Regions from separate parts of the Homo sapiens genome. Here region 1 is linked to region 2. Evidence: chromatin loops called from intact Hi-C (ENCODE). Cell type or tissue: OCI-LY7. All regions are shown on one strand. Each heading gives the region's core, and the rest is flanking DNA. Links, peaks and the distances in the headings are about the cores only. Region 1 has its middle 150 kb from the start of LINC02145. Region 2 has its middle 200 kb from the start of LINC02145.

Evidence for each region. Peaks named below come from ENCODE experiments on the same cell type or tissue, not always from the same donor. Only the 100,000 strongest peaks of a DNase experiment are listed, where the experiment ranks them.
Region 1: a loop joins it to region 2, with 8 times the contacts of the local background. A loop is called at or near these places in 2 of 110 quality-filtered maps.

What each region holds. Positions count from the first base shown.
Region 1 is chr5:6,183,800-6,199,795 of GRCh38, reverse strand. No RefSeq gene overlaps it. Among named protein-coding and RNA genes, the nearest start is that of LINC02145, 150 kb to the left of the region's middle. In OCI-LY7, for the core only: no CTCF peak of the experiment used is centred there; DNase peaks (open chromatin) are centred at 4,465, 4,755 and 5,145; H3K4me3 peaks cover 1,730 bases; H3K27ac peaks cover 2,237 bases.
Region 2 is chr5:6,127,676-6,143,671 of GRCh38, reverse strand. No RefSeq gene overlaps it. Among named protein-coding and RNA genes, the nearest start is that of LINC02145, 200 kb to the left of the region's middle. In OCI-LY7, for the core only: no CTCF peak of the experiment used is centred there; a DNase peak (open chromatin) is centred at 7,481; H3K4me3 peaks cover 846 bases.

The sequences.
Region 1 (15,996 bases), core at 2,759-10,758, 58 kb before region 2:
GGCTAGGGTGGATAGGGGCTGGTGAGTGGGTTCTATTCTCTGAGGGAAAGGCAGGGGCCATTGCTGTTTCTTGTGCAACAGGAACAGTTGCACAAGTGTAGTCCTCACTGCTGCACACACACCGGTGGTGCTGAAGATGTGCTAATGTTTCCAACCCAGTGGAGAAGTAGCGTTAGCACTCCAAATTGATTGATCCTCACTCTGGACTCCAGAATAAGCCTAGAATGGGCCTGAAGTTGAGCCTCCTCACCAGGCCCCTTGGAGCTGAGTCTTCCTTTTGCTTTCCTGCCCTTGAATCTCCCCTTCAGCCACATCGATTTCCATGAGAGCTGATTTTCACCCACATTGATTTCCATGAGAGCTGATTTTCACCCAGGAGAAGGATGCCTGCTCCTTCTAACAGAAGCAGAAACAGCATCTGACATATGCAGGGAGATTAATTCCAGTTCAACAGATCAAGAGAAAAAAACATATTTCCCTTAAACAATTCAAATGTTGGAAGGTTTTAGGAGGTGTTAAAGAAAAAGGAACAATGACAACACAAAGGAAAGAGGGCTGGAGATTATAAAAAGCATCCTGCCTGCTTATAGGAAGCCTTGAGGATAAAGTCGGGACCAGAATTTTGGATTTCAAGTGGCTGCCAGGACCCGTGTGACTCATAGGGGATGGAATCATTACTATTATTCATTCCATTCCAGCATATCAGAACTTCTGCCTTACTTCTCTACTGCATAAAGTTTCTGTTGTAACTCAAAATACTGAATGCATTACATTTGCTAAGCTTTCTTCCTTCTGATAATGTTTATAAAAATGGAAATATATTCTGATAGATCTTAGAATTTTGAAAAATTACACCTTTTTCTAATGAAGGGCATATTCCCTAGCCCCCACATTCTGCATCCAGAAAGAAATCATTGCTGATTCTGTCCTTGAACTATTTCAGTTAATTAAAAGAATGCGGAGGAAGCCTATCTCTCTGGCTCGGTATTGTTAATTACAAAGGTATTCAATATGCCACTGCAAATGGCATTCTGCTAGTGCTTAATTAAAATAAATACAAAAATTTAAATGAACTAAACAGATTTTGGCACTGGTCTGTGGTTACTGGGCCAAATTTTATGTGTGGCTATAACACGAGCATAGGAATTAATCTTTACTCTTTGCTCTTAATGGCCTGGCATCTGGCCAGAGGCAGGGGCGGCAGCCCACTGTTCCATCCACTGCATCAGTGGAGATCGCCTCCACTCACCTTCCTCACATCCTTGTCCCTACAGTCTCCCCATCCATGGGTGGCTTTAGTGAAACCATTCAAAATCTTAGGGGAGGGATTGTTTCCTGAATCCATCTTTCCTCTAAACAATTCATAACGTGAAGAATAACATATCTTTATTTACTGCGTTTCATCACTGGGCTCTGAGCCACTTTTCAGATGTGAACCCATTAACCTTACCCACTCTTTGCAACGTGGGGTGTTGGAAAGGAAGCCTCTTCCAGATTGACTGACAAGCAAATGTGTTCTTGTGGACACTACTCCTTCCACTGTGAGTTCCAAACCTCAGCTGCTGAAAAATGACCTTTGGATCATCCATAATGGTGCTGCTGTGGAACAATTTGATGCCACAAATCAAATGAATTTCTTCACAAAAATCAAGTTTATCCACAGGTTTCCAAGCATTTAGGGCCGCTGTTTGTATATAAATGACTGATGGATTGGACCTTCCTTGATCCCCCATCTGTGGACCCTATGCGCTGGGACATCTGGTGAGCAGAAGTGTGTCTGGGAAGGTAATGAAATTGCTGTCGTTACTGTGAAATTCACTCCATTTCTTCAAAAGCAACTAAAGTTAAATTCAATTTAGAGAATATATTAAGTGCCTTGAAGTAGCAAAGGAGTTGTTGGGTTAAAAGTGAAAGAAACGGCTGGCTCCCAATACGAAGGGAATCACTGGAGGGCCCTGGCATGGGTGGGGTGGCTCTCTGATACCCCAGGAGAAATGGAGCACTGAGAGAAGCAGAAATGAGGTAGGAGCTCCGGAAACGGTGCTGCGAGCGCTGGATCCCTCTCTGGACTCTCTTCCAACCCTCCCCTCGGCTTTTGTCTCTCTCTGGCTTCTTTTGCTTCCTGTCCTCCCCAACCCCATCTCCACTTCCTCCTTCGCCTCTCTCAGGACTGCTGCCTCTGCCTCTCGTGGTGAATGAGGGCACCAGCCTGGGCTGCACATCTTACTGTTTTAGGCACTGAGAGAGTCTAGCCTGGTGCCACCCTAGTCCTGAATCAGGAAGCCCAAAGTGGTAGCTTATTGGTGCTGGGAGCAGGGGTGCAGGCCCCCATGAACTAGACTGTGGCCACTCCTATGAAAACCTATAGTGTGGGAGGAGGAGGAGCCCCTAAGGGGGAAACTGCTCTTGGTTAGAAGGGGGCCTGGACAATGCGTGTCCCCTACACGCATGCTGGCAGGGGCAGAGCACAGTGCCCAAGGCTGCAGGGCACTGGAGAAAGGAGTGTGAGATACAGGCTGTCTGTAGAACAGAGTAAGGGGCATAAACTAAGTGAACTGGTGACTGTCATCCAAGACGCGGAACAGAGCCTGAGGTTCTGGCTCCGTGAAAGCCAGTTATTGAACGAATGAATAAAATACATTTGCTCCAGGGCTGCATCTGTGGGAGGTTCTCCCAGGTCATGTGGGCAGGCTGCAGGGGAGTGAGTGTACCCCACAGGGTCATCAGAGAACATGAAGACATGGCAGGCTTGGGGACTCTAGGGTTCTCCCAGGCAGCATTACTAGGGCAGTGGAAAGGAGGGCACTCCAAAAGTAAAAGAACAGTTTGAGAAAGCGTAAGAAAAGCAGAGAAGCCTGAGTGTCACCCGGAAATGATGGGCAGCCTGGTTTGCTGGTGTGTGGGTGAAATGATGTGTGTTGGTTTCTAGGGCTGCTATAACAAAATGCCACCATCAGGTGGCTTAAACAACGGAAACGTATTTACTCAAACAGCGTTGGAGGCTGGAGTCCGAGATCTAGGGGTCAGCAGGGTTGGCTTCCTGCAAGGCTTCTCGTTGGCTTGCAGACCGCCATCCTCTTGCTGCCTCTACATGCAGGCTTTCCCCTGCTGAGCATCCTTGGTGCGTTTTCTGTGTGTCTTAGTGTCCTCGCATTACAGCACCAGTCCCATTGGACTAGAGCCTCGTAATTACCTCTTTGAAGACCCCATCTCTAAATACAGTTACATTTTGAGGTGCTATGTGTTGGGGGTTCAAAATAAACATTGGCGAAGGGGCCCTAATTCAGTTCATAACATGATGTAACCAGTCTTTTACAAGGGTCCCATTTTAAGGGACATTGAAAGTCCCAGTGAGGAGTTTGTCCTCTACCCTCAGTAAGCATATGCAGTCAGACTCAGTCCCTTGAATAATTAAGCAATCGGTCAATGGCCAATAAGATCAACTGGGGAATGCGATTGAAATGGGAAATAAGTTGGAAGATGCCTCTGTTAGTCCCACTTTTTGGTGATGTGGAACAATAACTTGCAAGGTTCCAAGTCGAGTTAGCAGCCCTGCCTCCCATTTGGCGCTCCTGGTGCTGGGTCTGCAGAATAGCGCTAGGTGGAGCCTCATTATCCTATTGGCCCCTAGGATGCCTCCAGGGAGGGAAAGGGGGAACCAAGAGCTTCCAAGGGCATGGTCGGGGGTGATGTAGGGCATCTGTGAAGCAGAGTCAGCAGGTGTTCCGGCCACTGACGTAAGAACCAGGAAGTAAGTATCTGGGACACGAGGTGAAGGGGTAAAAAAAGGTAAAACAGTATCTGGAGCTGAGATGTCAAAGGCATTTGAACCACAATGACCCCCATCTTGAATAAGGGCTGGGTAAAATGAGGCTGAGACCTCCTGGGCTGCATTCCCAGGAGGTTAGACATTCCTAGTCACAGGATGTTTACGGTTAAGGGAACAGGTTAATAATGTTTGCTGAGCAGACCCAGGACTTAACAGACTCAGGAAATGGCCTGATGTCCTGATATCTTAGGGGCAAAGTCATTCTTAATTTAAGAATAAGTTCTGCTTTAAGAATAATGATATAGATTCTCATGGAAGATAGTAGTTACAAAAAGATTAACAATCATTTGTCACGAGCCCTTGCCACACAGCACACCTCCCCATGCTGTTTTGTTTTGTAATTGCATCAGTCCATTCTCACACTGCTATAAAGAACTATCTGAGACTGGGTAATTCACGAAGAAAAGTGGCTTAATTGACTCACAGTTTCTCAGGCTGTACAGGAATCATGACTGGGAGGCCTCGGGAAACTTACAGTCATGGTGGAAGGTGAAGGGGAAGCAGGCATATCTTACTACAGCAGAACAGGAGAGAGAGTGAAGGGGGAAGTGCCGCACACTTTTAAACAACCAGATCTCACGAGAACTCACTCATTATCACCAGAAGAGCAAAGGGGAAATCAACCCCTGTTATCCAATCACCTCCCACCAGGTCCCTCCCCCAACATTGGAGATTACAATGCAACATGAGATTTGGGAGGGCACAGAGAGCCAAACCATATCAGTTATGTTACATCTAAACAAGCATTGCACCTAAGTTGGACTCATTCCTCCTCTTGCTTTTGGGAATGACCTGCTCTATCTATGAAGTAGCCATTCTTTTGTTTCTTTACTTCTCTTGCTTATAAACTTGCTTTCACTTCTCTTCTCTTGCTAATAATCTTGCTTTCACTTTACCCTGTGGACTTGCTCTGAATTCTTTCTTGCATGAGATGCAAGAACCCTCTCTTAGGGTCTGGATCTGGACCCCTTTCCAGTAACGGAGGGTCAAGGTGAGAGGGAACCAGAAGAGACAGTGACAGGAGCTGCATCAGCAGGAAGACCCTGCCATAGGGGTGCTGGCTCTCTCATGCACCGGATTTGGTTCTGGTGTCTGGGGAGAAGCTGGACCTATTTTGAGAGGGGCCGAGGGGGACAGGGGCGAGGGGTCATGAGAACAGCCCCACGATGCAGCATTGCAGTTGGCGGTTTACCCTCTTGCTTCTCACAGGTTGGCTGCAGCCCTCCCTGCATTGACCGCCTCCTGTGTTGGATCCTTCATGACCCCAGCTTTGCTTGACCCAGAAGACAGACAGGTGTTCTCTCTGAGCAGGAGGAAGCAACACTTCCTTATAGCTGCACTGGTGCAGGGCTGCATTAAACCAAATACCTGTTTCTTCAGGATATGTAATTAGTGCCAATTTTGCAGGAGACTTCTTAGCACTGATTAAAAGCACTGGAGGCAATGGTGTGTGAACTGTCAGGACCGTGCCTCGCCCTCTCGGAGCTGTGCATGAGACACCCTCGGAGGGAGTGATAGTTGTCAACATTCTTGCTGTCAGAAGTACAACTGGAGGCTGGGCGCAGTGGCTTACGCCAGTAATCCAAACATTTTGGGGGGCCGAGGATGGAGGATCACTTAAGGTCAGGTGTTCGAGACCACCTGGCCAACATGGTGAAATGTTTTCTCTACTAAAAATACAAAAATTAGCTGGATGTGGTGGCATGCACCTGTAGTCCAGCTACTCGGGAGGCTGAGGCAGGAGAATCACTTGAATCCAGGAGGCGGAGGCTGCAGTGAGCCAAGATTGTGCCACCACACTCCAGACTGGGTGACAGAGTGAGACTCTGTCTCAAAAAAAAAAATAAAAATAAAAAGAAGTACAACCAGGTACCCCTCAGAATCCTTCAGCTTCCACAAATGGGGAAAATTACCAGGCTGACATCTGGCATCTTCAGAGTCACTCTGCAGCCTTTCTCACACAACACTTGTCTGCTTCCAATACAACCTCCAAACCAAGCCACGTTCTCCACATTGGCCTGCCTCTCTTTTTCCTTCCATTTCTTCTCCTCTTAGATACTGCATGCTTTCTCAGCTTGCCATCTAAAAATACTTAAAGAAATTGTAGGAACTTTATTTAATAACATCTAAATAACATCAATGTATGGCTATAAAAGTCACAGAAATTAGGGTCAAAGCCTGTAAGTAAAACAGAAAATACACATTTACTTAATAAATTAACATAGGATTAAACTTAAACATAAATATGGGCTGTAAAAGACGCACTTGACCAACATAAAAATGAAAGATCTAATCTTTTCTAATGTGTTTGCTCAACTAGTTAATTCTTCATTGCCTAGCTACAGCAGGCGAAACTCATTTTCACTGAGCAGGGAGGGAGCGGCCTCTCAGGTGCCTGAGGTTTGCGGAATCACCTGCTCCAGCACCTGTGTGGGCCGCAGGCGTTCAGGACCTGGAAAGGGGAAGGACAGGAGTGAGTTTTCTCCTGGGGGCACTGAAGGAAGTAGCAATGTGCATGCTATATTCAGGGAATCCTAGAAAACTGGCCCAACCTGAAGGATGACTGTGTGGGGAGCCAAGGTGGGGTGTGGAGGAAAGGGGATCTGGGAGAGGAAGGCGCTGAGAGGCCGAAACAGGAGGGCCTGGAGGCTGTTTAATTAAAAAAAGAAAAGATAGTTGAGAACCAAAAGTAGTATATAGCAATTTAAAAACTAATATAAAACAATTCAAAATTGAGCTGAGTAAAGGGGAATGAGGGAACCAAAAGCTCATTTTTTGTAGAAGGGAGTCGGTAAGTTGTTTCTGAAGTTAGTAAGTCAAACAATAGCTATGTGAAGCCTTTCATTTAGAGAGGGCGGTAGCTTAGGAGAACTAAGGTGAATCCTCTAGGAAGCAGAATTGCCTGTCAGGAGGGTCCACGGGAGGCTGGTTTTTCATTAGAAATCTTATTGTGTGATTGGACCCGTGACCTGTACATGAGTTACTTAGGGAACACATCCAAATTCTTTTCAAAATCCTGGTCAAAATGTGACATTTCTCAAAGTCCACATTGATAATTAAATAGACATTATTTTTAGAGCAATTTTAGGCCCAGAAAAACTGAGCAGAAAATGCTGAATTCCCATGTACTCCCTTCCCATGCCCACTGTTTTCCCTGTGATGAACATCTTGCCTTGGTACATTTGTTACAATCAATAAGCCAATACTGATATATTATTATTAATTAAAGTCTAAATTTGCCTTACAGTTCACTCTTTGTGTTATATATTCTATGTTTTTATTTTCAAATGCATAATAGCATGTTGCACCATTATAGTATTACACAGAATAGTTTCAGTGCCCTAAAAACTTTTTAAAAACCAAATTTATTAACTTTTAAAAGCATCTCTTGATGTCCAATTTCCATAATATTGTGCCTAATCTTCTCTCTTCGCCCAGTTTTTATTGGTTCTTTATTTTCACATTGTCAAGGCTGATAACATTTATAGTCTACTTTGAAATTACTTTTTATTTTTATCAGTTAGTATAAGAAGTTGAAAATCTTTACAGAGCATACACTATTATGACTTTGAAAGCTCATGCCCTGCGGAATCAGGTGTTATGCTAATCTTATGTTTCCTTCTTTACAGGTCCTGGGTCATGACTCTGGCATGACCCTGGTTACTAGGTGGAGAATGTTTCTAGCATCAATAGCAACTGAATTTTATTTTCTTATTTTATTCAGTTCCTCATAATTGTGTTTCATTTTTATTTGCTACCTATTTTGAGCTTGATTTTATTGTACAGGTTCTTTATTTTTATATATTTTCTAGTTATCTTTTTTATTCTTGTCAAAAGAGAATGTCACTTTTACACTGTGTCTCTGATATCATCTATTCTGTTTTTCTGAAAGACCTACTGTAAGCACAATCACTGCGCTTCTAGTTTAGATGGGTAGCTTTCTAGATTAACTGTAGCACTTTTGTTCTGCAGTTTCCTCATGAGATTAGAGTCATTCTTCTTGAACTTGCTGTCTTTCTCTTTCCTGATATTATCCTTCTTTGACTGGAGTAAATCCTCAAATAACTTTCTAAGAAAAAGCATGGACACTTTTTGAGTTTTTGCATTTCTGAATCTATATTTATTTTCTTTGAAGCTGAGTTGGTAAGTTGATTGGATTTAGAATTCTAGACTCAAAGGAAAATATCAGGAGTTGTTGCTGAGAAGTCTGATGCTGGTCTCATTAGTATGCTTTATAGGAAATCTGCTCTCTTTCTCTAGCAGCTGTTAGACTCTCTGGATTCTTGGTGTGCTAAAATTGTACAAGATGTCTTAAATGAACTATTTTTTATTCATTCATTTTTATGCTGCTTAGTAGATTCCTTTAGGCTTTTGATTTATCAGTTATGGTCTCAGCAGAAAACAGATGTCTACTCAACATAGGATAATTTGTAAAGAATTTATTTATGTTAACATTTGTATGGCATATGGTTATATGCATATTCTTAACACTGCCACACTGATGATAATCATTTGAATCAACTCCACAGTTGCGTTATGATAAGAAGTCTTTGACGATTATCCTTGAGTATTGACTTTTTTAACATTCGTATGATTAATATTTTTAAAGTAATTTTTATTGTGTATATTTAAATCCTTTTAAAAATCTATATGTATCTCAGAACTTCATGTTGAAAGATATTTAAATTTGCAAAGTGTAGGCAGAAGTGGGAGACCAGAGAGGATAGTGCAGGACCCTGCGGTATGATAACCAAGCTCCATTAACACCCCAGACCATAGAGAAGCCACTCTGAGGAAGCCTGGAGAGGGGCTCAGCCTGCCAGCTGCAAGCCTGCAGGGAGAGGCTGCAGGAAGAACCCTGATCTCTGATCTCTGTCTTCTCCCCTTCTGTAGCAGCTGCTGCCCATTGGCTAAGCCCAGCTGGAAGCCAGAGGGCAGAGTCGAGGTCCATGTGAGCCTGACTCCCGGGGCGTTGAGTGGAGTGGAGAAGGGTAGAGAATGGATCTGAAGTGGCGAGCAGGAGCCAGCCAGCCCGGAAGATGAGTTCTTAGCTGTGCAACAGAGCTAGCCATTTTTCTTTGAGTTTTTGCCTCTTGGTTTTCCTGTTTTTCTCTTTCCGGAATCAGTTGAATGTTGAAGTCCTTGATGTCTCTTGTACTTTTCTTCTGTTTGTCCTTTTGCTCCCTGTTCTGGGAAATTTCCCAACCTTCTATTAAATTCTTTCCCCCACCGCCCCCACGAGACGGAGCTTCGCTCTTTCGCCGAGGCTGGAGTGAAATGGTGCGATCTCAGCTCACCGCAACTTCTGCCCCCCAGGTTCAAGCAATTCTCCTGCCTCAGCCTCTGGAGTAGCTGGGATTACAGGTGTGCACCACCATGCCCGGCTAATTTTTGTATTTTTAGTAGAGATGGGGTTTCACCATCTTGGCTAGGCTGGTCTTGAACTTCTGACCTCAGGCGATCCATCTGCCTTGGCCTCCCAAAGTGCTGGGATTACAGGCATGAGGCACCGTGCCTGGCCTATTAAATTATTTAATTTAGGAAAACATATGTTTTACTTCCAAGAGTTCTTAGTCTCTGTTCTCTTTTCATTGCAAACTATTCTTCTTTTAAAAAAGAAATCATTGGTTTTTCACTTACTGACTTATAACCTACTATATGCCAGACACTGTTTTAAGCCCTAGAGCTCTACTAAGGAGCAAATCCACTGCTGTCGTGGAGCTGAGATGTCATCTGTGGGCTGACCCATAGCAAATGAACAAGTAAATCAATACTTGGTATGTCACCATGTAGTGCTGAGTTCTATGGGGACAAGATGCAGGTAAGGTGGCTCGGGAAAGGCAGGACTGACGGGAGATTGGGGAAGGGTTGTTATTTTATAAAGTGCAGACAGGAAAGGCCTTGCTGATATGGTGACTTTGGGATGTAGATCTGAAGGAAGGGAAGGAGCCAGCCATGATGATATGTTTGCTGGATGCAGTAATTTGTCAAATCACTTTGAAGAGTTTCATCAAGGTCTTTTGTTTTGTTTTGTTTTGTTTTGATCTTCCCCGAGATATCACATCCCCCACACCTCTCTCAAAGGTCGGTTGAATTATCAGTTTCTCTTACGTGTCCCATTTCTTTCATTCTGATGGTTTTCTTCACATGCTGCCTGATCCTGCAGTCTAATCATTTTAAGAATGGCTGGGTGGGTTAATATATCTAGAAATTGGGTGTAGGTTTCCTCTGCTGTTGTGAGTGGAGAGCTAACTCCTGAATATGGAACCCCTGGAGAGTCTTGGGTATATAGAGGAGGCCTGTTGCTGGACAGGACTTACCTAAGTGTCAATGAGTGGGTGGCTGGCTTTTGGGAAAAGGTTTACTACATCTGTCTATCCATCCACTTGTCCATCTAACCATTTGCCTGACCATCCATCCATCCATCCATCCATCCATCCATCTCTCCATCCTTCTTTCTTGCCTTCCACCCATATAATCGATTTATTTTTCCTGGAGAAAAGTCTGAGATGTTGGAGCTCTGTGTTCACCAAAATAGACTTTCAGTACCTCCATCCTCCCACCCTGTTTTTGGCTCCTCTTCCACCTCCACCCACTATCTGCCATCTATGGGTCTAGAGCTTCTCTTAGGTTCTGTGCACAACAATTTATCTTCCCCTTCCAGGGCATGGTGTGAAATTTGAAGCCAGGTCTCCTGGGTACCCATCCTGACTTCCACACTTATCAGCCTTAGGATCTTGGGCAAGTCACGTAACCTCTTGGGCAAGTCACGTAACCTCTCGGCGCCTCAGCCTCCTCAACTGCAAGTGGAAATGATGATAGCACTGATCTCAGGTTGTTGTGAGCCTCGATGTGAGAATGTGAGTCGAGGGTTTATCACTGGGCTGGACACCTGATCCTCACTCGGTGCATGTTACCTGATATCATGGTGCTCCAATTATTATTATTAATCACTGGGCTGGACACCCAATCCTCACTCGGTGCACATTACCTGATATCACGGTCCTCCAATCATTATTATTATTGCAGTTATTTTTCTTATCCTCTGCTCTATGCTTTTTCAGTGAAATTTTGGCTGTAATGTTTTATTTTGTTTTATCACTTTTTAAGCTTCCTGGAATTTGTTGAAATCTCTCATTTGTCAATGAACTCTTCTTTTTCTCTTTGCCATTATGAGTTTATTCCTCTGTTATTCTCTTTTGTTCTTTTCTGTTCTTAGTCTCTGTCTCTGGTAATCATTTTGCTCTCATTTTATTGGTGTCTCATTAGCAGGGGAGACACAAAAGTGAGTGCTTGATCTTTTCCTCTATTTATTTTTTGACAGTTCAAAACCACCTAAGATGACTGGGTCCATTCTATTCAAAAGATAGGATAGCAGCTTCTTTGTGGTGGGCGCTGGGCTCTTTCACTTCCGGCTCAGCTGTTTCATGAGTGGTCTCGCTCCGCCGGTCAGAGCTTTGTGTAGGTGTCTCCTTGCATCTGCTCTCTCTTCGGGGCCTGCAGATCATAGAAATTTATTTTCATGTCTCTCTCAGGGACCCCAGAGCATGTCACACAGCATGACCTTTTCACTACTAAGTAGAAGGGTAAATTACATTATTAACTGACCCTCCACAAGCACTGTGTCTGTACTAAGGAATAGCAGGTAACAGGTGATGGTTTGCTGGGTTCACTGTGATCTCAGGTACACGTCAAGGACTTGCTTTTCCAGTGGGGGAGAATTGTGTTGTGGCAAATCAGGAGCACTGAGTCACTCCCTATTCCACAACTTTTAGCTGAAAAATGGGAACAGCCACTCTTGCTACTGGTTTGCAAAATATTTGTGAGGTTTAATGAAAGAGAAGCAAGTTTTCTTTTCAAGCGTGCTCAGTGTTGTGTCACAGCCACACTGGATGTAAAAATACATGAATAAAACTCAGGCTGTTTCTGACCATGACTGAGCCTTCCTCCTCCACAACCCTTCATGGTGACTGTCAGTAACAGGCAAACCAACCTGATGTTTTCTCATTAATCTTTGAAATGTTTTCTCTGCTAAGGGTCAACAAGGAGCTAAATGAGAGAAAAGATAAGAAGGAAAACAAAAAAATAATAATAAACTACATAATTAAAAACTAAAGAAAACACACCAGTGGCTTCTGAACAATCAGAGTAGCAGTGTGAGGACAGTGTCACCTCCCCAGCTGCCTCTGTCCCTCATCCTCCCCTAGAGACCTTGCCTTCATGTGGGCTCCCAGGGGACGTGGTTCTTTGACCTCTCCTCATGGTGAGCGTGAGTTTGCCCTCCCTTGTGTGCCAGCAGTGGGTTGTCCAGGTGCATGTTTGTCATTGGACCCCCATGCAGGGTATTTATGTTGCTTTAGTTCTTATTGTCCAGTCATGCACTGGTTTTGTGGAGATGATCTTCTTCCGTGAATCCGATGGTTGCTGGGGAAAGATGGAACTTGAAAGATGGAAGTCTTCACAGAGTTTCCCTGAATAGTAGGAAAAAACAAAACAACTGGCTGTTTCCTCCTGCTATACTCTTAACACAGATCACTTCTGGTGGGGTGGGTTTTTTTTCTCCACACCAAGTAATTCTCCAGTGGACACCCACTGGGTGTCCTACAATTCAATTCAACTCTGACACTAACCAGAGTTCCCACAAACCCCACAGGTTAAGGGCTCAGTCCTAAAAGACTGCTTCCACTTCAGACACCAATAACAAGTACCAGATTGTGTCCTATGATTATGACCAACCAGCTATAAATCAGGGTCTCCATGACCCCCTCCTTGGATAATTTGATAGGACAGCTTACAGAACTTGGGAAATGCTAACATTAACCAGTTTACTAGACAAAAAAAGGATACAGATGAACAGTTGGATGGAAGAAAGGCACAGGGCAGAGTTTGTGGGAAGGGGTGCACGGCTCCCATGTCCCTCTGAATGTGCTGCCCTCTAGGTACCCCTATGTCTTCGTCAATCTGCAATCTCTCCAAACTCCATAGTTTTGAGATTTTAATGGAGGCTGCATCACAAGGACATGATGCCTTACTAACTCCATTTCCAGCTCCTTTCCCTCACTGGAGAATGGGAGTTGTGGCTGAAAGTCCCAAGCTTCTAATCATGGGTTGGTATTTCTGGTGACCCGCTGCCATCCAGAAGCCCACCAAGAGTTGCCTCACTAGAAAAAAAAGATGCTCCTGTCACCCAGGAAATTACAAAGGTCTTAGGAACTCTGTGTCAGGAGCCAGAGTCAAAGACCAAATATTACAACAAAGATGTTCCTAACTCCCCTATTGCTTAAGAAAATTCCAAGGGTTTTAAAAGCTCAGTGCCAGGAACCAGAGTTGGAGACCTATGTATGAATATAAATATATTTTTTATTGTTTCACATCCCCAGTCAGACAAATCATAAAGCAGAAAGGAGTGTGTGCATCTGCTTTGTATTTGTTACCTATTCTTGGGTGACAAAGTGCCCCAAAACTTTGTAGCTTAAAACAACAATGACCATTTATTGTCTCTCCCCGCTTCTGTGATCAGAAATTCAGGAGTAGTTTGGCTGTGACATTCTGGCTCAGAGTCTTCCATGAAATTAGAGCCAGACAATCACTGTGAGGAAGTCATCCCAAAAGCTTCTTTGCTTGCATGGGTGGTGCCTGGGTGAGGGACATCCCCAAGCTGGGCTCTTTGGCCATCAGTGGTCTCTCCATGTGGTCTCTGCAGCACAGCAGGGATGGATTCCCTAGGAGGTGGCTCAGGGCTTCAAAGCCACCTTCCCTGACAGAGAGAGAGAGCCAAAGAGACAGGGAGAGACAGGAGTGTCCAGTCGAATACATCGCCTTTCCTGACCTGGCCTCAGAGGCACACAGTGCCACTTCTGCCACAGTTTATTTTCAAAGGCATCTGCATAAACACCCGGGTACAAGGAGGGTGAAGAGAAGCCTCCAGCTCTTGATGAAAGAGGAGGTTTTGAAGGAGTGCATGGGGCAGGAACCATCACTGTGGCTTTTGTTGGAAAGTAGAACCCACCACACGCCTTCTCTTCAGGTAGAAGCCACCACGCACCTGCTCTTCAGGTAGAAACCACCTCACGCCTTCTCTTCAGGTAGAATCCACCACACACCTGCTCTTCAGGTAGAAACCACCACACACCTTCTCTTCAGGTAGAATCCACCACACACCTGCTCTTCAGGTAGAAACCACCACACACCTGCTCTTCAGGTAGAAACCACCTCACGCCTTCTCTTCAGGTGGAAACCACCTTACGCCTTCTTTTCAGGTAGAAACCACCTTATGCCTTCTCTTCAGGTAGAATCCACCACACACTTTCTCTTCAGGTAAAATCCACCACGCACCTGCTCTTCAGGTAGAATCTACCTCATGCCTTCTCTTCAGGTAGAAACCACCTCACACCTACTCTTCAGGTCTTTTTACTTTTTCTTTGATGACAATGGTAACCTTCCCTTAAAATGGATGGCCACTCTCCCCTGCTTACTGTAATCACATGTGCCTTGTCATCTCTCAGTCCCACTAGGGTAGCAACCTTGGTACATGACTTGGGACCTGATACTGTTCGTCCCACTATTATTAATAGATGACTTTAGGCAGCTCACTGAAGTGGGGCCAGCTTTTCCCTCTCTAAAATTGTAATGAAAATGCCCATTGTGGGCCGGGCACTGTGGCTCACGCCTGTAATCCTAGCATTTTGGAAGGCTGAGGCAGGAGAATCACTTGAACGCAGGAGTTCAAGACCAGCCTGGGCAACATGGTAAGACCCCATCTCTACAAAAATTTCAAAGTTAGTCAGGCATGGTGGCTCGTGCCTGTAGTCCCAGCTACTGGGGAGGCTGAGGTGGGAGGACCACTTGAGTCCAGAGGTTGCAGTGAGGTATGAGCACACCACTGCACTCCAGACTAGGTGACAGAGGGAGACGCTATCAAAAAAAAAAAAAAAAAAAAGAAGGAAAATGCCCATTCTGGGCACCTGGCCAGAAAGACCTGTGACATCTTAGGACCCAGGGGAGAAGAGAAACACCACATGTGAACAAACGCTCTTAACATATCTCCAAGTTTCAAGGTAATGTCGGTCCTATGGTCTGAATCCCTAAGTCCTTCCTCAGGAGAGGTGCACAGGCTGTCACCTGGTTGTCTGTTCCAGCCAGGGGCGCACAATGGACAAGGCATTGGTTCAGGTGCTATCTGGAAGTCAGCTATTTGGAAAATATGGAATCAGGGCATCCACTTGAAGCCCACCATCCTCTGGATTGGCTGCAATATCTGGGCCTACCCTTCTTGGGACTGGCCCCAGTACCTGGGCCCTGAGCATTTTGCAGCCACACTCTCTGACCCCTTGTGGCTCTGGAGGCCCCTCCCAGGCTCTTTGTGCTGATATGACTTGGGCCAGAGCCCAGGGTTTCAGGATGAAGACTGAGGTTGGGAGGGGAAGGGATTGGAGAAGGAAGAAGAAGGGATGAAATCCCAGCTGTGAGAGGAGAGATGAGAGGCAGCAGCATAAGGACATCCTTTGTGGCCAGGCAGGAGATGAGTGGCACTTTGATGGCTGGTCACAGGGAGGAGGTTGGTCCATAGAAGCATGCCCGAAACTGCTTTTGATCGACCACACTGAAGAGGACGAGCATGTGCTGCCAGGGCCACCTCCCATGGGCGCAGCTTCTGACTGTGAGGAGGACACTCAGGAGCCTGGGCGGCAGGGATGTCAGCCTCTGGCCTTGAGGTGGGTCCCACTGACTACTGGAGACCCTTGAGTGAGAGGTGACAGGGGAAGCAGATGAGAGGCCTCTCTGCCTGCTCAGACACCTGCCAGGTGGGGTCCTGAGGGGTATGAGGGGATGAGGCTGGCTGCCTCCTCTCCTGTTCCTTGTCTGGCTGCAGGAGGGCCCCATGCCATCAGTCACCAGCTAGGGGTCATGTCCTTGTCGGGACGTTCTGGAAAGAGCAGGATTTCATGGCTCTGTCTGGCCAGAAGCTTCAGTTTCCAATTACTGGGGCTTGATTAACTCTCCAGGTAAGAGGGGACCCTTGTTGCACCACTGTCCATCCTCAGGGCCCTCTGCGATTGTTGGTATCCCAGGAGGTGGTCACCTTACAAAAGGGATCTCCACATCTCAGGGCAGTTCCCAAGTTGTAAACACAAAGAGCGCTGCCCTGGGAGGAGCCCACGTGAAGA
Region 2 (15,996 bases), core at 4,369-12,368:
GCAGTGAGGGAATGAACTCTCCCGTTTGGCCATTTAAGCAACACCCCTCACCATGCAGAGCCTATTAGTTTCAGCTTCTGGTTTTTATTCACACTTCCCAAACCGGTGAACCCCTCAAGATACCAGCATCAGCAAGACAGCACCTCACTTCTGAGATTTAAGTATCAACGTCATGAGCCCTCACCTCTAAAGCTCCAGTGCTCCCAGCACCAGTGGCTCCAAACTCTTCATGCCCTCGTCCAATTTCCTAAACTTGAATAATCTCAGCCTTTTCACTTGGTTTGCCAATCCCAGGGAAGGAAGCTGTTTCCTGCATGTTCAACCTTTGCGTTATTGTTTTCTTGTACCTTTTCAATGCTCTTATGCCTGTTTACTCATTTTTCCATACTAAATTCTCTCCGTTATAATAATTGGTGTGATTTCTGTTTTCCTAAGTGGGCCCTGGCTGATACTGTTGATTTCTTTATACAAAAAATAGCAATAAGAATACCTACTGCTACAGGCTGAATTGTGTTCCCTCAAACCCCATTCATATGCTGCAGTCTTAATCCCTGGCACCTCGGAATGTGATCTTGTTTGGAAACAGAGCCATTCCAGGTGTAACGTGTTACGATGAGGTCATTCTGGATTAGAGTAGGCAGTTGATCCAGTGACTGGTGTCCTTAAGAGACACAGACACAGGCGTGGAGAATGTTCTGTGATAACAGAGGCAGAGGAGGGAATGAGGCATCTGCAATCCAAGGAGTGCCAAGAATTGCCAGCGACACCAGAAGGGAGGAGAGAGACAAGGAACAGGTTCTTCCTCAGAACCCTCAGAAAGAGTTAATTCTGCCCACACCTTGATTTCAGATTTCTGGCCTCTAGAGTTGTGAGAGAATAAACATCTATTACTTTAAACCACCCAGTTCGTGGACCTTTGTTGTAACAGTTCTGGGAATATACTCATTGAATGGTTATATGGAGTAAACGACCAGAGTGTACCCTGTTTGGGACCTGACACATGTAAATTCTCAATAAAAGAGACCTATTCTTATCATCATTATGTTGACAATTATTGGTAGCTCTTGTAGTCTGCGCTTGGCCTGCACTTGGTCTTTTATTCAGCTGCCAACAAGTCTCGTGGCAGGAGCACGTTCTGAGGGTCATGGGGTTTGTAAACAGAGGGACCCCTGTTAAAGGTCTATGCCAGCTCCCAAACTCCTGGTGGGATCTGCTGAGGCTGCTGTGAGGATGCATAATTCTATCATCTTCTTCCTCCGCACAGTCCTGCTTCCCTTACCCCTCACAGGTGTTTTCCTCAAACCATGCAGGCACATATCTTTCTCTAAGTCTGATCCCCTGGTGAACTTGACCTGTGATACCTTAAAGTAAATATAAAGCCTTGCATTTGAATTTTACAAAGTACAATTTGCACTTGTATAGGGCCAGAGTTGAAACAATGGATTCTATAGACAACTTGTGATTTTAAATAATTATTAGTTCATCTAATAGCTCAACGCTGTTCATCAATATGAACAAATTGATCCAAGTAGGCAGGCTTTGTCTACATGGCTCCTATTTCAGAACACTTATACATTCTATTTAAGAAACATAGTAGATCCTCAGGTTGTAGTTCTCGGCTGATTTAAATGTTATCTCCCCAATCATAACCCCGGCCGGGGTGGTCTCAGATGGAATTCAATGTCCACCAATTTAAGACTGTGCAGCTCATGGGCCTTCTGATGCAACTGGGCTAAACGTTGCTTGTAGAAGATTGTATTCGGACACATGTAATCCTCTGTCGATACTAGAAGAAAATAGATTCTAAATGATAAATAATTAAAACATCTGTGACAGTGCTCTTCCATTTGTTCTATTTTAAAGATGTCTTCAAAGTCATTTGTAATCTGAAAAAAGATGTGAATGGTTTGGAGTTCCAGATTTCCTCCTTAGTAGAGTGATTGTTTTCTTCTGCACATCTGTGTGCTCATTTACATGGTAATCCACAGGTACAATACTCCACCGGGAGTAACAAGTCGGTACAGCAATTGCTACATTTCAGGAAGAAATGTGGGGTGTTCACTGTTTACCATACAGATGGGCAACTGAACAAAATCCGTGAAGATATTCTAATTATCTTAGACTGGAGAAGGAAGGGAGTCTCGAACATTCTTGCATTTCACCTTGCTTTCTCTCATTTCTTTTAGAATGGAAAGTTAGAAGTGAGTAAGCATTTGGAATGCAGGGTAGTAGCTCCTGGACATTTTCAGTAAAACTTCTTCTGCGATATCATTTTGGGGGAGTTCATATGAGATAGTTGTACTTTTTTTTTTTTTTTTTAAGACAGAGTTTCGCTGTTGTTGCTCAGGTTGGAATGCAATGGCGTGATCTCAGCTCGCTGCAATCACTGCCTCCCGAGTTCAAGTGATTCTCCTGCCTCAGCCTCCCGAGTAGTTGGGATTACAGGTGTCTGCCACCACGCCCAGCTAATTTTTTTTTATTTTTAGTAGAGAGGGGATTTCACCATGTTGGCAAGGCTGGTCTTGAACTCCTGACCTCAGGTGATCCACCTGCTTCGGCCTCCCAAAGTGCTGGGATTACAGGCGTGAGCCCAGCTGAGATGGTTGTACTTTTAATAAACACTAATTGAGGAAGTATGATAACAGATGCGAATCCTGTGACACTTTGAAATGGTTTTGTATTTTGCTAATCATTGTAGCATCTACATTTTTGAAAAACAGAATATACGTGAGTTAGAGAAAGTATGTGTATGTAGGTTCATGTATGCTATTTTTATTTATTTATTTACTTTTTTAAAAAGCATAGTTGGTGCAGGAACTCCCGCACTGCTGCAGGATCCTGAGATCCATGGTTGGCAAGGGAAACTTCCAGACTGGTCCTGTAGCCTGTTTTCTTCTGGGTGTCCTATTAATTGGCTGTGTGACCTTGGAGAACTCAACCTGTTGGTTGTTTCTGTAGAATAGAGTGTGGGTTTTAGAAATGCAGCTCATTTCAGTGTCACCTCCCGTGAGTCTCTTCTGAATTTAGGGCCATGGTATTTTGCATGCAGCGATTTTCTAACTCCAAGACACAGTTTCTACCTGCTTTGTGAATACACTGCCGACCCCTTCATGTTTTTGCCCCAGAATAGCTAATGAACATCAGCAGGGATCAGGAGCTCCTGTGAACATTAAATTAACTGAGGAAGCTGCTGTCCATGTGGCAGTAATGGCCAGTGCCCCAGTCCCCAGGAGGTCCTCTCAGAGCGTAGTTCCTAGGCTTGGCTAGAGGTTGTTGATGGGGCCATTAATCATACGTCCTGTGCCGGCTCGTTTCAGACCTCCTCCAGGAACTGACTGATTTGTGCCCTTTTTCTCTGATTTTCTCTCTTTTTCCTGCATGCATTTAACCATCATTATGAATTCTCTTGCTCCTTGTTTGAGTCTGAGTGCAGAGCAGGGCCAGGTGGTTCTCTTCTCCTTCGTCTCTTGCTTGAAAGCAGAGCTCCTTTACTAGGACTTAGCAATGGCAGAATGTGTGGAGGATTATGAGACATTTCAACCCAGTGTTTCAATCTGAAGACTACATGGACTTTGTGGTTAAGATAAAACATTCTTATCAAGTTCACACCAACACTAAAGAACACTGATGGATAAAGTACTTTCTAAAGCTTACTTCCTTAAACCTTGATCAAATTTGTATGTAGCGCAGCTCAACAATTTATACATTTTTCAATTATAGGTTGTCTTTTTAAAAACTGGATGCATTTTTTACTAAAATTGTTTGTATTGGGGTAAATTTTAATTTATGAAAATTTTATATTGATGATTTGGTCCGCCAATAGCTTGTTGTACACATGAAACTTAGCTTCTAGCACTGAGAATTATTGTTTATGGCCATTATTTCCATGAAGTTCAATTTTATAGATCTAATTTTCATAAGGAAGTTATAATACTTTTGCCAGTTACTTGCTAACAAACTATACCACTTTCAGTTTTAGCCTCTGACATTTTTTTCTAAATAGCAATAATATAGAAATAATGATAATAATTATAGATTGGATGAAATAATTTTGTAGGGTTTTCTTTTGATAAAACAAAAGAAAATTATTTACAATTTCTCTCAGATATGACAGAATTCCTTCACTAACTAGGTTTGGGGAATTTTGTTGTTAATTCGACTTTTCAAATTCTTTGAGTTACATCTAGAAAATAAAATGAAGTACGTGATATATCTTTCTATACTACTTTAAATGGCATCATGTATTTCATTTTATTTAACAAACTGTATGTAAGAATTGTATACTTAAATCTCCAAAATATCTTGCTGAGAGAAATTAAAGACTTAAATAAGAAGAAATGTAAGTTATGTACATGAATTAGAAAATTTAATATTGTTAAGATGTTAATTCTCTTTAAACTGATCTCTAAAATTTATACAATCCCAATGAAAATTTTAGCTGAATGAATACATAACAAAATATACACTTTAGATTCTAGTTGAAATTGCATGAAAATCTTAGATTAATTTAGGGAGGGTTGATATACTCTATTGAGTCTTCTAATCCATCACTATTTAGGTTTTCTTTAAACCTGTAATTTCACTTTTTGCTGTATCCTTCTCAGCATTTGATATCAAAGTTAGATGTACTTTCTGTTGTTAAATTGCAAATGTATTTTAAGTTTATACATGTACTTTGTCTTCATCATTTTAACAGGTGCAGGTCGTGTACATTCACCACTTTTTTCATTCCTGTATTGGTTTTTGTGTATCCTTCTTTTTCCCCTTGATTATTCTTGCCAGAAATTTAATTTATTCTTCTTCTAAAAAGAATCAACTATGCCTTTGTGATTCTACCTCTCATTAATTTGTATTCTTATCTTTATTATTTTCTTCTTCTATTTTAGTAAGTTCACTTTATTGTTCATTCTTTAACAACTTGAAACAAGGAAAGACCAGTCTTTTCAATAAACTGTATGAATCAATTGGATATCTATGGGTAAAGAAATGAAATCTGACCTTCAAATCAAACCTTATAGGAAAATGAATCACATGTGGATCAAAGACCAACTATGAAAGATAAAACAATAAAGCTTAAAAAATATTACAGAGAAATATCTTCATGTTCTTGGGGCAGGCAGCACTTCTCAAACATGACACTAAAAGGACTAACCATTACATAAAGGATCAATAAGTTGTACTAAATTTTTTTTTCTTTTTTTCTTTTTTTGAGATGGAGTCTTGCTTTGTCACCCAGGTTGGAGTGCAGTGGCACCATCTCGGTTCACTGCAACTTCTGCCTCCTGGGTTCCAGCAATTCTCCTGCCTCAGCCTCCCAAGTAGCTGGGACTACAGGCATGCGCCACCACACCCAGCTAATTTTTGCATTTTTTTAGTAGAGACGGGGTTTCACCCGTCTCTGACCATATTGGCCAGGCTGGTCTCGAACTCCTGACCTCGTGATCTGCCTGCCTTGGCCTCCCAAAAGGCTGGGATTACAGGCATGGGCCACCACATCCAGCTGTACTAAATTAATAGTATGAAATTTTATTCACCAAATGACACTATAGAGAGAGTACAAAACAAAGCCATGGTGTGAGAGATCTTTGCAAGACTCATATCCAGAGTTTATAAAGGCATCCTAAAAATGTATACAAATGGCCAAAAAAAATGAAAAAAATGCTCAACATCACTAATGATCAGGGAAATGTAAATCAAAACCACAATGCAATACCACCTTACTCCTGTAAGAATGGCCGTAATCAAAAAATTAAAAAATAATAGATGTTGGCATGGATGCAGTGAAAAGGGAATACTTTTACCCTGCTGGTGGGAGTCTAAACTAGTGAAACCACTATGGAAAACAGTGTGGAGATTCCTTAAAGAACTAAAAGTAGAACTACCATTTGATCCAGCAATCCCGCTACTGGGTATCTACTGAGAGAAAAAGAAGTCATTATATGAAAAAGATACTTGCACACACATGTTTATAGTAGCACAATTGTAATTGCAAAAAATGTGGAACCAGCCCAAATGCCCATCCATCAACAAGTGGATAAAGAAACTGTGGAATACTACTCAGCCATAAAAAGGAATGAATTAATGGCATTCACAACAACCTGGATGGGATTGGAGGCTATTATTCTAAGTGTAGTAACTCAGGAATGGAAAACCAGACATCGTATGTTCTTGTTCATAATTAGGAGCTAAGCTATGAGGATGCAAAGGCATAAGAATGACACAATGGGTTTTGGGGACTGAAGGGGAAAGGATGGGAAGGGAGTGAGGGATAAAAGACTACAAATTGGGTTCAGTGTATGCTGCTTGGGTGATGGGTGTACCAAGAATCTCACAAATTAGTATTAAAGAACTTACTCATGTAACCAAATACCACCTGTTCCCCAGAAACCTACAGAAATAAAAAACTTTTTTAAAAAACACAGTGCTGGCTACTAAGGAGAAAAAAATAAATAAATGTATAAGTGAAAGAAAAATAACACAATTAAAATATGAACACAAGTATTGAACTGTCATTTTATAAAGGGGGACATTAAATAACCATTAAATGTTTAAAAATTCATTAGGGAAATGGAATATAAACCAACAATATGATATACCATATTGTTTTGATATAACACTCCTCCTTAAAAGGCAAACATTAAAAAGAAATCAGTAAGACAATACCAAGTACTGTCGAGGGTGTGGAGAAACCAGAACTTCTCTCAGATACTGGTGGTGGGAGTGAATTTCTGCAGGAACTTTCACCACTCAGTTTTTTCGGCAACATCTTGCAAAGCTCGACCTGCACATGCCCAGCAACACCTGAATCATAGGTACAAACCCAAAAGAAATGGAAACATATGTGCAAAAGACATGCAAATGAATGTCCACAGCAGCATTATTCATAAAAGCTAAAACCTGGAAACAACTCAAAAGTCCATCAAAAACAGAGTGGATAAATTGGGGTATATTCACACAGTGCAATTTGATACAGCGAAGTCAAAAAAGAAACCACTGCTCCACGTGCAGTCACAATATTGAGTGACAAGAGTCAGCCAAAAAAGTGTGCATACTGCATAATCAATTTATGTTAATTTTAAGAAAAACAAGTAAAGGAAATCTATGGGACAAAAGGCTGAGAATACTTTTGGAGTGGGAAAGTTCTGGGAGGGACACCTCCATGGTCTTGGGGTGCTGGAAGTGTTGAGTATGTTTATTTGGGGGGTAGTTCCATGGTGAGGCCATTGTGTAAAATTTAATATGTCAGTGACACAAGGTTCCCTAAACCTCCAGTTATTTCCCTCCCACTGTTTGCCTCCTTGATGCCTACTCAACCTTTAGGCCTCAGCTTAGATAGCATATCCTCTGAGAAGAACTTAATTATGTCTTCAGCTATTTCCTCTTTCAGGTCCCCATACTTTTATTTCATAGCATCAAAAGGAAATGGTTTCTATGACTCAAACAAAGTTTGAAAGCCTTCCCTGGAGATGTCCCTTGGGGAGCACCTGAAGACCAAGTGACGCTCTGAGCAGAAGCAGGGCACGTGGTGAAGTGAGCAGCAGGTGTCCTTGTGGTTTCATTGAGGGAGCAGGTTTCATCCAGGGAGCAGGTTTCATCTTCACCATCAGCTATACCCGTGGTTGGAACGTGTAGATATTGTTCTGGCTTAATCCCAACCTGATAACTGTCAGGAAGTTACCATGGAGAACCGTTTTTGCAACACTTGTGACTTGTGAGTTACTCAAGGTTGAGTGTGGGGCAGGTAGTAGGAAAAAGGGAAAGGAAACAAGAGTCAGAGGCAAGGGTTCTTTTTCAATAGTGTTTTTACAATCCATATGTATATAAATATATACATAGTATTTAGTATAGACATATCTATAGTATTAGAGCTATAGTATTTTTGCAGTCTCTCTATATCTATAGTATTTAGTATAGACTGCAATAGTATTTTTGCAGTCTATATGTATCTATAGCCTGCAAAATATGTATCTTATATATAAAATATTGGTAAATATTCAGTGTATTCAGACCAAATTCAGTGTATGTGAGTAGGTATGCATACATATACATATTATGTATACTATATATTATATAATATAAATATATATTCATATTGTTTATATATTTATATACAATATAAATATGTACTCTATATTAATATATTATATATTATAAATATATGTTTTCTAGAAAAATATGGGTTATAAATCTTATATATTACATATCATATTTATATATTATAAATATACTATATCATAGACAATATTAATATTTATAACATATGTATAATTGGATATGTATGCATACCTATTCACATACACTGAATTTGGTCCACTATCCTCAAAAACAAAAAATATTGTATTCTGAACATTCATATTTCACATCAATGTTAACTTTACTAATTTAACTTCTTTACTTTTGGGAATATAATCATATCCACTCTAGCCACTATAAAGGAGCCATTGGCTGCTGGCTAAATCCCCTCTGTGATCTTCCAGGCCGGGCCACAGGCAATTCCAAGGCTCTGGGGGTGGCCCTCCCCAGGCCATGCTTGGTTCAGCCAGTGTGTGGAGGCTCTGGAGGCAGCTACAGCCAAGGATCTTGGCCCCTGCCCACCCCCTACCCCAGAGGGCTGTGCTTCTATGCAGAGCTGGCTCCTAGCCCAGGTGCCTCCATCTGGAGCCTCTATCTGGGGCCTTCAGCAGAGGCCAGGCTCAGATTTTTCTGCTGAGATCTCCTTACTGGGGGAGGGGAATCCTTTCTCCCACTCTTCCTCAGGCATCAGTTATTGTCCACGCCTAGCACTTTCTCCTCCCCAGCCCTTCTCTTGCCAGGGGTCCCTAAAACTGCAGAAGCCTCTTGTTCCAGGCTCCCTTAGTAGTAAGGCACCCCCCACGCCTTTGCTGGTCCACCTGCCCCACCAGCAGCTGCCTTCCTGGTCAGCCTCTAGCACACACGGTCACAGCGGGAGATGAGAGCTTCACTGGTACTTACATTTGCTTGTTGTCTTCATTGGCTACTCCAGCTCCTGGCAGCTCAGCCCTCCTCAGCCCAGCTGAACTCAGAAGGAGGTGAGAAAGCCCACGACCAGCCCAAGCCGGGGGCTGCCTTTCCATGGTATGGAACCTGGGCTTCCTGGACCCTAAACCGTGAGATGGGCCTGGCCTTCCACCCACTGGAATCTCCACAGCCCGAGAATCCCACGCTAAGAGAGCCATATTCCTAAAATCCAGCCGTGCCCTTGCTGCAGGGGTAAGACCTCCCCCGGGTGTGAGCTCCGCGACCATCAGAGGGAACGGTTGCCCCCGTGTGTGCTGCACTGTTTCCCCAGCTTTATTGCACATCCTGTGGGCAGCGGGCACTCAGCCCCTGTCTGCTGAATTGCACCACAGGAAAGGCAGTCCTTCCAGATTTTTAAAAATAATCCCTATAACTGGCTCATGTCTGCCAAGATAAATGTCACTTCAACAGTGCTGCTGAAATATTTAATGTGATTAGTACTCGCTCATTTCATATGTAAAATAGGGAGGAAAGGAAAAGACAAAGATGAGGAATTTGAGGGACACGAGTGTCAAAAGCACAGTCAGTAATGTAGTTTGGGTGTGAGACAAGGAGCTCACTTCTTGCTTTCATGTTTAACTGTAAAAGAAATCCAAGTTGTTTCCCATTAGATCTGATTAAGTCACAGCAAAAGTCTCCTTCCCCATGGTGGTTCTGGGTTTTGCTTTCTTGAACTCCCTCCTGCCACTTTGAACACAGCCCTTCTTGGCCACTATGTGCCTGCAGGTTGCCCATTCCCAGACTGGACTCAGTCTGCAGGTCTCACCTCCCCAGTTATTCTCAGCAGCTCAAAGTGTGTGAAAGCAAGCTCATCAGATTGTATGGCACATAAAATAAAAGCATTCTGTGGTTCAATCCCACCACCCTACCCCACCCCACATCCACTTGTTTCTATTAATTATTGTGTGCCCCAGTCAGTTGTGACGTGAGCTCTCATTCTGCCTCTGGCTATCACCCCTTAATGTGAAGGGCACTCCAGCAGGAATGTTAATTTTTGACGTTCAGAACTGTGGCTCTGGAATGAACTTCTATAATCCCAGGAGAACTAATAAGGTGTCCTATCAGGTCTCCCAATCTCAGTAAGATGTTCCTTCCAGTCAAACATGTTGGAAGAAGAAAACTTATAAATCGATGAACAATATTCCAGGATTGGCACATACAATCACCATGTGAAGTCTTCGCCAGTTCTTCCCACTTGTGAACAGATATTTCCCTGAAGAGGTCCTCTTTGTCCCTATACTTGTCAATTATACTATAACACAGTCTATATATTGGAGGAAGTATACCTATTTGGAAGAAATGAAATGCCATCTTTAGCTTCATTCAAGATAATATTTATTGACTACCTGCATGTGCTGGGTACTAAGATATCTGCTGGAGGTAACATTCCTAGAGAACTCTTCAAGTATCTGAAGATTAACCAAGACACTTCCACACTTATAAATTTAATGCAAGGTGACAAAGGGCATGTATTAGTTGATTCTCACACTACTATAAAGAAATACTTGAGATTGGGTAATTTATAAATAAAAGAAATTTATAATTGGATCACAGTTCCACAGGCTATGCAGGAAGCATGGCTGGGGAGGCCTCAGGAAACTTTCAGTCATAGCAGAAGGCAAAGGAGGAGCAAGCTCGTCTTACATGGCAGGAGCAAGAGAAAAAGAGAGAGAGAGAATGGGGAGGTGCCACACACTTTTAAACAACCAAATCTCTGAGCACTCACTCACTATCATGAGAGCAGCACTGAGAGGGAAACTCACCCCCATGATCCAATCACCTCCCACCAGGCCCCTCCTTCAACAGTGGGGATTACAATTCAACATGAGATTTGGGTGGGGACACAAATCCAAACCATATCATTGTGCCCCTGGCCCCTCCCAAATCTCATGTGCTTCTCACATTGCAAAATACTATCATCCATTCTCAACAGTCCCCCAAAGTCTTAACTCATTTCAGCATTAACTCAAAAATTTACTGTCCAAAGTCTCACCTGAGATGAGGCAAGTCCCTTCTGCATATAAGCCTGTAAAATAAAAAACAAGTTAGTTACTTCCAAGATATAATGTGTGTGTAGGCATTGAGTAAATATTCCCTTTTCAAAAGGGAGATATCAGCCAACAGATAGGGTCTACAGGCCCTGTGCAATTCCGGAACCCAGCAGGGCAGTCATTAAATTTTAAAGCTCTAAAATAATCTCCTTTGACTCCATGTCTCACATCCAGGCCACACCAATGCAAGGGGTGGGCTCCCAAGGCCTTGAGCAGGGTGTAAAGGGACATACTCCAAATGCTAGGGAAGCCTCACTGTTAAGCGTTAGAGAAGGAAGAGCATGAAATCTGTTGTTTTCAGGGAAAAAAAAAAAACCAAACTAGAATGCCACTGAGAAACCTACCAACTGAAAACACCCATTAAGCCAGGGTGGTTGATACCACCCACTATTTTTTTTTCCATCATTTCTTTATGTGCATTGCCAGTAGGATTCAGGGTAGATGGGATAAAAACAAGGTTTTCACCAACAGCATGAAGTGGTAGAGCTACATCACTGCCAAAGAGAACAGTTCAGGGCAAAGTCACCCGACAGAATTATTCTATTGAATTGTTGAGTTGAAAGGCATTACAAGAATGCATACGATTTTAAAAACTTTCTCTTCTTGACTTCTTTTTTAAAAACTTATTTTTTATTTCAATAGGTTTTTGGGGAACAGGTGGTATTTGGTTACATGAATAAGTTCTTTAGTAGTGATTTCTGAGATTTTGGTGCACCCATCACCCAAGCAGTGTGCACTGTACCCAATGTGTAGTCTTTTATCCCTTGCCACCTCCCACCCTTTCCCCTCAGTCCCCAAAGTCCAATGTATCATTGTTATGCCTTTGCATCCTCATAGCTTAGCTTCCACATATGAGTGAGAACACACGATGTTTGGTTTTCCATCCGAGTTACTTCACTTAGAATAATAGTCTCCAATTTCATCCAGATTGCTTCAAATGCCTTTACTTTGTTCCATTTTATAGCTGAGTAGTATTCCATATTCCATGGTGTGTGTATCACATTTCCTTTATCCACTCATTGGTTTATGGGCATTTTGACTGGTTCCATATTTTTGCAATTGCAAATTGTGCTGCTATAAACATGTGTGTGCAAGCATCTTTTTCTGTATAATGACTTCTTTTCCTGTTGGTAGATACTTGGTAGTGTGATTGCTGGATCAAGCAGTAGATCTACTTTTAGTTCTTTAAAAAAGCTCCACACTGTTTTCCATAGTGGTTGTATTAGTTTACATTCCTACCAACAGTGTAAAAATGTTCCCTTTTCACCTCGTCTATGCCAGCATCTATTATTTTTTGATTTTTTAAAATTATGGACTTTCTTGCAGGAGTGAGGTGGTATTGCATTGTGGTTTTAATTTGCATTTCCCTGATAATTAGTGATGTTGAGCATTTTTCCATATGCTTGTTGGCCGTTTGTATATCTTCTCTTGAGAATTGTCTATTCGTGTCCTTAGCTCACTTTTTGATGGGATTGTTTGTTCTTTCCTTGCTGATTTGTTTGAGTTCTTTGTAGATTCTGGATATTAGTCCTTTGTCGGGTGTATAGATGGGGAAAATTTTCTCCCACTCTGTGGGTTGTCTGTTAACTCTGCTGATTATTTCTTTTGCTGTGCAGAAGCTTTTTAGTTTAATTAAGTCTCATCTATTTGTTTTTGTTGCAGTTGCTTTTGGCTCTTGGTCATAAACTCTTCTACACATTTGCCTAAGCCAATGTGTAGAAGAGTTTTTCTGTTATCTTCCAGAATTTGTATGGTTTCAGGTCTTAGATTTAAGTCTTTGATCCATCTTGAGTTGGTTTTTGTATAAGGTAAGAGATGAAGATCAAGTTTCATTCTCCTACATGTGGCTTGCCAACTATCCCAGTACCATTTGTTGGATAGGGTGTCCTTTTAACACTATATGTTTTTGTTTGCTTTGTCGAAGATCAGGTGGCTGTAAGTATTTGAGTTTACTGCTGGGTTTTCTGCTCTGTTCCATTGGTCTATGTGCCTATTTCTATACCAATACCATGTGGTTTTGGTGACTATGGCCTTATAGTACAGTTTGAAGTTGGGTAATGCGATGCCTCCAGATTTATTCTTTTTGCTTAGTCTTGCTTTTGCTATGTGGGCTCTTTTTTGGTTCCATATGAATTTTAGGCTTTTTTTCTCTAATTTTGTGAAGAATGATGGTGGTATTTTGATGGGAATTACATTGAATTTGTAGATTGCTTTTGGCATATGGTCATTTTCACAATATTAATTCTACCCATCCATGAGCATGGGATGTGTTTCCATTTGTTTGTGTCATCTATGATTCCTTTCAGCAGTGTTTTGTAGTTTTCCTTGTAGAGGTCTTTCATGTCCTTGGTTAGGAATATTCCTAAGTATTTTATTTTATTTTTTTGCATTTATTGTGAAAGGGGTTGAGTTCTTAATTTGGTTATCAGGTTGGTCGCTGTTGGTTTATTGCAGAGCTACTGATTTGTGTACATTAACTAATTTTGTATCCTGAAACTTTGCTGAATTCATTTACCCATTCTAGGAGCTTTTTTGATGAGTCTTTAGAGTTTTCCAGGTATGTGATTATATCATCAGCAAACAGTGACAGTTTGACTTCCTCTTTACTGACTTGGATGCCCTTTATTTCTTTCTCTTGTCTGATTGCTCTGGCTAGGACTTCCAGTACTATGTTGAATAGAAGTGGTGAAAGTGGGCATCCTTGTCCTGTTCTAGTTCTTGGGGGAATGCTTTCAACATTTCCCCATTCAGTAGAATGTTGGATTTGAGTTTATCATAGGCATTACTTTAAGGTATGTCCCTTCTATGCCAATTATGCCTAGGGTTTTAATTATAAAGGGAGGCTGCTTTTTCTACATCTATTGAGATGATCATGTGATTTTTGTTTTTACTTCTATTTATATGGTGTATCACATTTATTGACTTATGTATGTTAAACCATCCATGCATCCCTGGAATGAAACCAGGGATCATGGTGGATTATCTTTCTAATATGCTATTGGATTTGGTTTGCTAGTCTTTTGTTGAGGATTCCTGCATCTAAGTTTATCAGGGATATTGGTTTGTAGTTTTCTTATTTTGTTATGTCCTTCCCTTGCTTTGGTATTAGGGAGATACTGGCTTCATAGAATGAATTAAGGAGGATTCCTTCTTTCTCTATCTTTTGGAATAGTCTCAATAGTATTGATACCAATTCTACTTTAAACAATAGAATTCAGCTGTGAATCTGTCTGGTACTGGACTTTTTTTGTTGGCAATTTTTTATTACCATGTTAATCTTGCTGCTTGTTATTGGTCTGTTCAGAGATTCTGTATCTTCCTGGTTTAATCTAGGAGGGTTGTGCATTTCCAGGAATGTATCCATCTCCTCTAGGTTTCCTAGTTTATGCATGTAAAGATGTTCATAGAAGACTTGAATGATCTTTTGTATTTCTGTGGTATTAGTTGTAATATCTCCCATTTCCTTTCTAATTGAGCTTATTTGTATCTTCTCTCTTCTTTTATCAGTTAATCTCACTAAAGGTCTACCATATCTTTCCAAAGAACCAGCTTTTTGTTTCATTTATCTTTTGTATTGTTTTTTGTTTCAATTTCATTTAGTTCTGCTCTAATACTCATTATTTCTTTTCTTCTGCTGGGTTTGGGTTTGGATTGTGCTTGTTTCTCTAGTTCCATGAGGTATGACCTTAGATTGCCTATTTATGTTCTTTCAGACTTTTTGATGTAGGCATTTAATGCTATGAGTTTTCCTCTTAGCACTGCCTTTGCTGTATCCCAGAGGTTTTGATAGGTTGTGTTACTATTGTCATTCAGTTCAAATACTTTTTAAATTTCCATCTTGATTTCATTGTTGACTGAATGATCATTCAGGAGCAGGTTATTTAATTTCCATGTATTTACATGATTTTCAGGGTTCCTTTTGGTGTTGATGTCCAATTTTATCCCTCTGTGGTCTGAAAGTGTACTTGATATAATTTCAATTTTCTTAAATTTACTGAGACTTATTTTTGGCCTATCATATGGTCTATCTTGGAGAATGTCCCATGTGCTGATGAATAAAATGTATATTCTGTGGTTATTGGGTAGAATGTTCTGTAAATATCTGTTAAGTCCATTTGTTGTGGAGTAGAATTTAAGTCCATTGTTTCTTCGTTGACCTTCTGTTTTGATGAGCTGTCTAGTGCTGCCAGTGGAGTATTGAAGCCCCCACTATTATTGTATTGCTGTCTATCTCATTTTTTAGGTCTAGTAGTAGTTGTTTCATAAATTTGGAAGCTCCAGTGTCAGGTGTGTATATATTTGGAATTGTGGTATTTTCCATTCAGACTAGTCCTTTTATCATTATATAATGTCACTCTTTGTGTTTTTAAATTACTTTTGCTTTAAAGTTTGTTTGGTCTGATATAAGAATAGCTATACCTGCTTGTTTTTGGTGTCCATTTGCATGGAATATCTTTCCCCGCCACCCCTTTACCTTAAGTTTACGTGTGTCATTATGTGTTAGGTGAGTCTCCTGAAGACAGCAGAAACTTGGTTGGTGAATTCTTATTCATTCTGCCATTCTGTGTCTTTTAAGTGAAGCATTTAGACTATTTACATTCAATGGTAGTATTGAGATGTGAGGTACTATTTTATTTGTTGTGCTATTTATTACCTGAATACATTGTGATTTTTTCCATTGTGTTATTATAATATAGGTCCTATGAGATTTATGCTTTAAGGAGATTCTATTTTGGTGTATTTCAAGGATCTGTTTCAATATTTAGAGCTCATTTTAATAGTAGTTCTTGTAGTGCTGGCTTTGTAGTGGTGAATTCTCTCAGCATTTGTTTGTCTGGAAAAGACTATATCTTTCTTTCATTTATGAAACTTAGTTTCACTGGATACAAAATTCTTGGCTGATTAT